Linked DNA regions of Homo sapiens: region 1 is linked to region 2. A link is an interaction called in ENCODE POLR2A ChIA-PET data of the cell type or tissue named here. Cell type or tissue: CD4-positive, alpha-beta T cell. All regions are shown on one strand. Region 1 overlaps DNAH6 (dynein axonemal heavy chain 6). Region 2 overlaps TRABD2A (TraB domain containing 2A).

Evidence for each region. Peaks named below come from ENCODE experiments on the same cell type or tissue, not always from the same donor. Only the 100,000 strongest peaks of a DNase experiment are listed, where the experiment ranks them.
Region 1: POLR2A ChIA-PET joins it to region 2 with 5 read pairs; 4 of 35 experiments call an interaction of 5 or more read pairs at or near these places.

What each region holds. Positions count from the first base shown.
Region 1 is chr2:84,766,059-84,771,058 of GRCh38, reverse strand. The region is part of intron 64 of DNAH6 (dynein axonemal heavy chain 6); the gene reads right to left. Among named protein-coding and RNA genes, the nearest start is that of TRABD2A, 110 kb to the left of the region's middle. In CD4-positive, alpha-beta T cell, no CTCF peak of the experiment used is centred here; no DNase peak of the experiment used is centred here.
Region 2 is chr2:84,860,616-84,865,615 of GRCh38, reverse strand. The region is part of intron 2 of TRABD2A (TraB domain containing 2A); the gene reads left to right. Among named protein-coding and RNA genes, the nearest start is that of TRABD2A, 18 kb to the left of the region's middle. In CD4-positive, alpha-beta T cell, CTCF peaks have their summits at 88 and 287 (motif pointing right); a DNase peak (open chromatin) is centred at 285; H3K27ac peaks cover 3,307 bases.

The DNA of each region.
Region 1 (5,000 bases), 95 kb after region 2:
CCTTGGCCTCCCAAAGTACTGGGATTACAGGTGTGAGCCACCACGCTGGGCCCCCATTTTTTTTTTTTTGACAGAGGATCTTGCTCTGCCACATAGGCTACAGTGCAGTGGCATGATCTTAGATCACTGGAACCTCAAAGTCCTGGGCTCAAGCAATCTTCCTGCCTCAGCCTTCGAAGTAGCTGGGACTACAGGCGCATGCCACCATGCCAGGCTAATTATTATTATTATTATTTTTTGTAGAGGCAGGGTCTTACCTTGTTGCCTAGGCTGGTCTGTAACTCCTAGCTTCACATGATCCTTCCACCTTGGCCTCCTACAGTGCTGGGGTTACAGGTGTGAGCCACTACACCTGGCAGGTTCTGTTTGTATTTTTTTATTTTTGCTCACCAAATTGAGTAATCTCAATAGACCTATCTGCATGTTCGTGACATTTTCTTCTGTTTCTTAACATCTATTGTTGTATCCCTTTTGTATATTTTTCATTTTAATTATTGTACTTTTTATCTCCAAAAGTTCTACTTGTTTCCTTTTAATAAATTCTATCTCATTGATATTCTCTATTTTGGTGAGTCATCATTCTCATGTTTTCCTTTAGTTATTTGTTCATGTTTCCTTTAACTGTATGAGCACATTTAAAATATTTGATTTAAAGTTTTTGTCTAGTAAGCCCAATGTCTGGCATTCATTAGGGTCAGTTTTTATTGTTTTTGAATGGGTCATAATTTCTTATGTCTTTGGATGCTTTGTATTTTTTGTTGTTGAAAAGCAGACATTTAGAATATTATAATGTCACAACTCTGGAAATTAGACGGTCCCCACTTCCCAGGGTTTCTTGTTGCTGTCTTTGGTTTGTTTAAAGACTTTTATAAACTAATTTTGTAAGGTCAGTATTTTTTGTTGTATGTCTCTATTCAATCAGTTTAGTGTTCAGCTAGTAATTCAACAGAGATTTCATTAAATGTCTGAAACAACAACAAAAATTTCCCAGGTTTTGCAGATGGGCTCTGTGTGTGCCTTGGGGTATGACTTCAACACTCAGCTGGGCAGTTTACAAATCTGCATTAGCCTTCACTTCCTGGTTGGGCCAAGCTGAAGGTTAGCCAGAGGTTAGAGCTTAGTTCTTCTCATGTCTTTTGTGAGTACACACTCAACCTTGAGCATGAGTGTGTCCTTCTGGATTCCCAAAAATATGTAGGAGATTTTCAAAGCTTTTGTTTCCCAAAGCATCTTACTCTCATCTTTCCTCCCAGGCTTTCTGCTTTGTCTGCTAGTTGCCTCAACTGTTATCCCTTGGGCCACGAGGCAGTGGCTCATATATTTGCCTTTATATAATTTTGACAAAATCTTCCAGGGTAGTACCTCTCTACTGGAGCATTCCTAGTTAGATTAAATAAAATTAAGACCTGTGAGCTAGTCCTTCAAAGAGCCACCAGACAGGCCAAAACAAACAACTACAATCCCCCAAGAACAAGATATTTTCTGTTCACTATGGCACCAGGAACTCACACCATTGCTAAGCTAGAGAATGAGGGTTGGGGTAAGTTAAAATGCCACAAAGCTCTCCTGTCTAGATTCAGCTGCTTTTTCTTTATTAAGCATTCACTTGGTTGCTGAAACCTTTGGTTATTTTCCAGAGTTTTGATAAAGTTGATTAGGACAGTTTTTGCCAGACTGTTATTTTTGTGTTGTCACGCCAAGTGTCAGGTTCCAGCCCATGCTGAGGTCTGAGGGGAGTGGGTGGACGGATGGCAGATAGCTGAAAGAACACTCAGGGGGCCATAGGCACGTAAAATATGGCTTTTATTCTCTGGCTGCTCTGTCTTTATCTTGGTTGCCCGCTCTGGCTGCAGCCCTTCTCAGCGGCTGGATCCGCAGCTCCTGCCATCCCCATGGCTCTCCCTTACAGGGTCAGCAGCTCCACTCTCTCTTTCTGGGTGTGAACCATATGTACAGCATCAGCAGGGCAATTGTACCTTTTACAGACAATAGTGGCTGGGAGCCAAGTATGAGTTTACATGAACAGGTTATATAACAAGTAGAGTTTTGCACCTGTGCTCCAAACTCACTGAGTCACACTGGCCCAGATATCTGACTCAACTCACCATAGCACATAGATTTTCCTTACACGTGTAGAGATAGATTTTTGGAATTTCTACTCTGCCATTGCTGATATAACACCTGGCTTGGTTATTCTTGGTCCTTGCATTTATATATAAGTTTTAGAAGTATCTTGTCAATTTCCACCCAAAACACCAAATGGTATTTTGATTTGGTGGCATTGAATATATAGATCAACTTGAGGAGAACTGATATCTTTACAATATTGAGTCTTCCACTTAATAAATATGGCATATCCATCCTTTATTTAGGTATTTTTGATTTCCTTCAGTAATATTATATACTTTTCTGTGGTGAGATCTTGCATATCTTTTATTATATTTGTCTTGAAGTATTTTATTTTTTATGCTTTTATTGTGGGAGGGTTTTTAATAATAAATTTCTTTTAAAATTATTGGACTATTCAGAAATGCTATTTATGCTTATCAATTTTAAAAGTTATGTTTTTTGAGGAACTTTAAATTTCACTAAAATTTTCAAATTCATTGGCAAAAGTTTTTTTTTTAATAATACACTCATTTTAATGTCTGCTGATCTGCAATGATATTCCCTTATTCATTTTGATAAATATTTTTAGACTCTCTCTATTTAATCAGTTTCAGCAGGAATTTTTTAGTTTTATTAAGTTTAAAAAGTCAACTTTTGGTCTTTTGGATCCTGTCTATTGTGTGTTTCCTAAGTCATTAATTCTTGCTCTTATTTTTATTTTTTAAATTCTAGTAGAATTTAACTACTAAGTTTAGATAGTTTTTTATATAACATATATATTTAAGCCTATACATTTCCCTCTAATTCTGAATTTAGGAGCATCTCACAAGTTTTGATATAGTTCCTCCATTATTCTGCTTAATTTATTTTTGGGTTTCCATTTTCAATTTCTTCTTTGTCTAAAAGAGGCTTAATGTTGACTTTATTTTTTAAGAGAAGTTTTGACAGTAATTTGCTTTTCACACGTAGAATATATGTCTTCCAGATTTCATTATTTCTGCAGAGAAATCAGTCAATGGCATATTTGTTGCATCTTTGAAATTAATCTGTTTTTAATATGTTCTTTTTTTTCCCCCCACAATTCACTGTAATGGGTCTAGGTAGAGAATTTTCTTTGCATTTATTATGCTTGGGGTTTAGTAGAGTTTATATAATCTGTGGATTGATGTCTTTTGTTTTGGAAAATTCTCAGTCATTGTTTATTAAAATATTCTGCACTCTTCTCTCCTTCTGGGACTCAAATTACACTTTAATAGATCTTGTCACTGTATCTCTGCCTCTTATCTTCTCTTCCATCTTTTCTATTGTTTTGTCTCTTCATACTTTCAATTCATCAAATTGATATATTGAATTCTTACTTTCAGTTTTATATATATATATATACGCTTATAAATATGTGTATCTATATATATACATTTTTTTTTGACACAGGATCTCACTTTGTTACTCAGGCTGGAGTGCAGTAGCATGAACATGGCTCACTGCAGTCTCAAGCTCCTGGGCTCAGGTGATCCTCTTACTTCAGCCTTCTGAGTAGCTTGGGACTACAGGTGTGCAGCACTCCACCTGGCTAACTTTTTTGTAATGATGGGGTCTCACTATGTTGTCCAGTCTGGTCTCAAACTCCTGGGCTCAAGTGATCTTCCTACGTAGACTCCCAAAGTGCTGAGATTACAGGCATAAGCCACTGTGCCTGGCTCAGTTATATTTTTACATTCTAGAATTTTATTTGAAGTAATTTAAATTGTCTGCCAATTTTCTCAATTTTTTATTTCCTTGAACATTTTAAAGTTATCTTAAAATTAATGTCGTATATCCATTATCAGGATACTCTGTGCTCTGTTTCTAATAGACACTGTTTTTCTTGGTTTTTAAACATGTAGTCCGGGGTTCTCTTGTATACATTTCCTTGTGCAGCTAAAATTTTCTGTTCCCCCAGATAAGATTTATGTTTTCTGGCAGGCATCCAGAGATACTAGTAGTCAGGGATCATCTTCACCTCTTCCACAAACCATTTATTTCTTACCTGGCATTATTTGTTTTGATAAATCTCCTTGGAGTGCAAACCTAAAGTAAGGGGGTTTACCAGCCTCCCCTCCTACTTAGTGGGCTTTGGGTTCTTATTTTGTCTCCTTTGTCCTTTGAAGCAATCAAAATGTCTGGCTCACTTCACAGCCCCTTAGCCTCCTCCTCTGGTGCCTCTAGGAAAAAAATGGCCATGAGTGCCGGGCTCATTGCTCTAGGTTTTCCTTTCCTCCTAAATATTCTTCACTATTTTATTAATTCTCCAGACCTTCAAACATATATTTCCTTAAATATTTTGTCTATGTTTTCTAGGTGTTCTTAGTGGAAATATTGATCTGAGTCCTTAGTTTGTTATTACTGGAATGAGAAGTCCACAAATATGCATCAATTTACCTCTAAGTGCCACATTACTACATCCTACAGGTTTTTATATGTAATATTGTTTTTGTCATCTACTTCCACTTACGGAAATTCCCATTTTGTTTTCCCTTTAACACATGGATGTGCAGAAGTGCATTTTTTTGTTTCCCAAAATGTTTAAAAAATAATGTTTTAAGATAGATTCCCAAGATTTTATTGTGGTCAGAGAAAATATCTGTCTTCTTTTAGAAATATGTGTCTTTCTAAAAGCATGGCTAATTTTTGTAAATGTTCCATGGATACTTGAAAATCTTGCATTTGTTATATTTGTTAAGTATAGAAATCAAAGTTCTTAATTTCACTGTCTGAATATTTTATATTTTTACCCATTTTGCAACTTTTGTTTGCTTCATGACAGTTTCTATCGGATGTGTTAAAATTTTCCATATTAATGTTGATTTATCAATTTTTTCTTGTATAAATTTCTCCATTTTTGCTTTATAAAT
Region 2 (5,000 bases):
ATCTGTCCTTTGGGACCCAGTCACATCTTGGCTTGGGCTCTTTCTTGTCATATCCCTAAGTGAACATGAATGTAGCCAACAGTTCTGGAGTTTCCCTCTGCTTTCCACATGCAAAGCCTGCATCTTTGGGCTTTCAACATCCTAAGAGGCAGTTAGTTGGATGTAAAACTCCTTTTGCAAACCCCAGAGTTGACGCTGAGGTGCTCTTATTTGAATTGCTACTGTGCAAAGCATCACTTCTTTGTTATTGTTTACTCTTGCCAATAGATGGCACTAACATATTTCATATTTGCCTTTTTGGCTGTCATTCTTTTGTACTTTCCAGGAGGATGGTCACTGCCAGTTCTTGTTCTTCAGGACCCTAACAACTCACTTTCTCTTTTTTTTTCCCCACAATGCAACATTCAATAGTGGTTTGGGCTCAGTGGACATACTTCCAGATTGTATGAAACTGCAATTCTTGAGCTATAGTTTTGGGGTGTTGGAGAAGATGGGGAGCAAGTTGTCTTTAGTTTGGTCGGTCACCTAATAGAAGAAACAGATGGCTCCAGGATGATTCTCTGGAAAGGTCCAGGGCAGAGTGGAGTGGTTGAGGCAGCCCACTCCCCAGGAGCCCTGTGGTCTGACTGAGGAGGAAGGGGAAATTCCTAGAAGGATGCCACCTCTCTCAGCCTGTGGTTATTAAGGGCTAGGTGGATGCTGGAGGAGTGGGAGCTGGGGAGGTGCTAGATGGCCTGAGGAAGACTCCTGTGGAGGAAGGGGTCAGATTCTTTGAGGATGGGGTGGCCTGCCAGGCCTAAGGAGAGGATCCCGGGGATACCATGTGGTGCCTTGTTTTGTACTTTGCAGGTTTCTGCATATTCTCACATCAGTGCCATGGGTCTTAAGAACAACCCCTGGGGCTAGGAGGTCTCTGTTCCTAGAGGCCAAGGCAAGATTGTGGGGGGTCAGCCAGCAGAGGTCACTGGGGATGGTTTCCTGCTGGACTAACCCGAGAGAGGCCCATCTGGAAGCAGAGGGTGGGCTGGCCTGGGGTCACAGCAAGAGTTAGTGCAGGACAGGCCTAGGTTCTCAGATCTCCTGTTTCTAATCCAACTCTGCCTCTGAGTGTCATGCGGGACCCCTATTGACTTCAGTGGGGATGGCACTAGGTTCAAAAGGCGGAAGAAGAGACCCAGAGCCAGCAAATGAGACACAGGGTTTATTGAGAGGACTGACTTACAGGGTGATCCAGTGGCAGTGGGCTGGACAGGAGAATCCCAATCGCTTGCAAAAAGCCTGCAGTTGATAAATCACCTTCACTTAGCACCTGCTCCTACATGGCAATCCTCATTTAACTCAAAGCAAAGGGCCTCAATCCCTTGTGTGGTCCATGTTCCACAGGATGGGCCAGGGGTTCACATGTTCCTTATAGACAAGGAATGAATCTCTGGATTCCTTAGCTCGGAATTCTGAACACACATTCTTCTTCTGAAGTTATTGCTGTCAGGTGCACCTACACTGAATGCTGCCAACTGCCAGACTTAGAGGAGTAATTGGCTGAGGGATTCTGGCTTCCCCATCATAAATTCCAAAAAAAGCAGGAGATCTCATTAAAAAAAAAAAATTGACTATGATGCTCATAGATGACTTTTCCACATTTTCCATGATCGATTTGGAAGTTGGTTGAAGATGGAGATCCTGACATTCTATTTTTCCTCGATAGTCTTGGTTTAAAATAAAGGCCTAGGAAAAATATGTGAACTTTCTGAAAGAGAACTCTTCCCTTTCTCGTCAGGAGATCGAGACCATCCTGGCTAACACGGTGAAACCCCGTCTCTACTAAAAATACAAAAAATTAGCCAGGTGTGGTGGCGGGCGCCTGTTGTCCCAGCTACTCAGGAGGCTGAGGCAGGATAATCACTTGAACTCGGAGGGCAGAGGTTGCAGTGAGCCGAGATTGCGCCACTGCACTCCAGCCTGGGCATCAGAGCGAGACTCTGTCTCAAAAAGACAAAAAAAAAAAAAAAAAAAAAAAAGAAAATTTGAATAGAGCCTTTCTAAGAGCTATGTAGATATAGACTGGCATCTTAAGATTCACATGGGGCCAGGCGCGGTGGCTCACACCTGTAATCCCAGCACTTTGGGAGGCCGAGGCGGGCGGATCACGAGGTCAGGAAATCGAGACCATGGTGAAACCCCGTGTCTACTAAAAATACAAAAAATTAGCCGGGCGTGATGGCTGGCGCCTGTAGTCCCAGCTACTTGGGAGGCTGAGGCAGGAGAATGGTGTGAACCCAGGAGGCGGAGCTTGCAGTGAGCCGAGATTGCGCCACTGCACTCCAGCCTGGGCGACAGAGCGAGACTCCGTCTCAAAAAAAAAAAAAAAAAAAAAAAGATTCACATGAAGTCTAACCTTTTGGGAGCAATTTGCTTTTATCTCAGTCTTTTGCTTTTTTACATAATTTCCCAACACTGCTATGTATTATTTCCTGTTCTTAGGCATGGTTGGGCTGAAGTGCTGCAGTTACTGTCGGTACCCTGGGAGTCTGACACGTCTATTCCTTGGATAAACCATGTCCCGGCTTTCACATAGGCGTCAATACAGATGTTGTACGTGGACCGTGTCTTCACAAATTAGAAGTCTGGGTGGGTTCTTAGCTCTCTCGGGAGTGTCTTTTGCAGTTATTTTTTTCATGTTGGACATCCCTTTAGTTTCTGATTTTTTTGAGCAGAGCAGAAAATCAAACCAACGTTGTACCTGAATGGCTGGCTGTGAAGCTCCTGGGCTCGCAGGTGCAGACTTTAGCTCTGCTTCCCCCTGGGCACAGGCCTGCTCAGGACTTGAGCTGTCTTTCATTTTATGGCCCCTTTTTATTTGGGACACATTTCTTAAGCACTCAGCATAGGTGATGCACTCTGTTTCTAATTTTGGGGATTCAAAGACAAAGCAAGTGTTGATTCTCCCTTCCCCTGGCTCTGGGCTGCCCCTCTAAAGTCCAAAGCGAACTTAAAAAAAACCAAGAATAGGTATTTTTGTACCTATTTTTGTACAGGTACCTGGATGCCACACATGCTGCTGGGGTTCTGACCATGTTGTGGCTGTGTCTGACCCTGCCCAGCTGCTTTTGGGGTCCTAAGAGAGGCCCTTCAAGGGAAGTGCAGCCTAGTTTCTGCCTCATATCCCTGCCTCCTGCCCTGGTGAACTAGGCTGGCAGTAGAGAGCTCCTTTGAAACCCTAGCAGCCAGCTCTTCCTTGACACCTGCTTGGTGGATCAGCCCAATGACACGTCTAGACTTCAGGAATAACTCCCAGCATGTCTCCATGCGAGAAAAAGTGAGAACACGAATTCTTCATCCCTCCTCCAAAGAGTCCCCCTGCCAGGTAGGGGTAGTTGAGGCAGAGTCTACCCCACTTGGGGGAGAGGAAGAAGGGCAAGGAGCCAGGTGGGACTGGGGCCAAGTTGTACTGGGATCCTCCAAGGAGCTGGTTAAGGTGTTGGGGTCAAGGTGCTCCATGGCCCAGGGACAGAGGAAGTGGGGGCTGCCCTGGACCCTGAGGTGGTTACTGGTGGTGTAGCATCACGTCATGCCACGGGCATTAGGGCGCTTCTTCTCTGTATTCTTTTTCTCTGTCCCTCCTGACACTTTTTGTGTACCTCCCTGAACTCTTCCACGAGGCTCTTCCCTTTGCATTCACAGTCATTTAGAGCTTAAAAGGGAGCTTCAGCAAGAGCTTCAGAATCATAAAATGAGGAATCCTAACAGGAGAGACCTCATTAGCCTCTCAATGCTCAGGTGAGAACTGCAGCTCACACTGAGCTTCTGCTCTTGCGGGTGCTTTGGGCAGGTGAGGTTGTTTATCGCTGAGCAGAATACAGGCAGGTAGGTTGCTGCTGCCTGACTTTCGGGGAAAGGACAGCTCTGGGATGCTCTGTGCTCTCTGGGGCTTCAGTGCTGTCTGAAGAGGCTGCCGATGGTTGTTGACACAACCCAGGCCCAGAAGTGACTTTGAAATGCTGTAGAGCAGGGGTCCCCAATCACCACGCCACAGATGGGTACTGAAGCTTCATCTGTATTTACAGCTGCTCCCCGGCCATTCCCTATCACTCGCATTACTGCCTGATCTCCTCCTCCTGTCAGATCAGTGGCAGCATTAGATTCTTATAGGAGCATGAAGCCTATTGTGAACTGTGCATGCGAGATCTAGGTTGTGTGCTCCTTATGAAAATCTGATGCCTGATGATCTGTCACTGTGCCCCAACACTCCCAGATGGGACTGTCTAGTTGTAGGAAAACAAGCTCAGGGCTCCTACGGATTCTACTCTATGGAGAGTTGTAGAATTCTTTTATTAGATATTACAAAGTAATAATAATAGAAATAAAGTGCACAATAAATGTCATGTGCTTGAATCATCCCAAAACACTCCCCCAACAGCACCCCTCACCTGCTCTGTGGAAAAATTGTCTTCCACCAAACTGTACCTGGTGCCAAAGGTAAAGCCCTATTGGCCTCACCTCCCTGTAAATCGATCTACGGCCCTGTAAATCGATCGCCAGGCTGATGGAAAGTGTTTGCAGATGTCTGAGGCATCTTGTGACTGAATCCAAGCTCGAGGGCCTGATACCTGCCTGAGCACCTCCCCACTGCTCCCACCTCCCTTTCTGGATCCAAGACTTTCAAGATCCTGTCAACCCTTCACATTCCTACCCAGCCCTGGCTCTGCTTCTCAAATGTGGCCTACATCTGGCTTCTGCCAGTGGGTGATCTGGGGATGACCCCACACACCTTCTCCACCTCACCAACAACCCCCAACCCTGACTCTGCTGTTGCTGTGACATTTCAGAAAGCAGGCGCCATTGCCTACAAGGCAGAGAGGAGAAACTGTGGAGGATGAAAGAGAGAAGGAAATAAGCAGAGAAAAGGAGGCTTAGGAAATGGATTCTAACAGCACAAGACTGGAGCTTTCTTCTTGCTTTTCTGGTCCTCTCCCTAGGAGATGATGTAGAAATCACTGTTA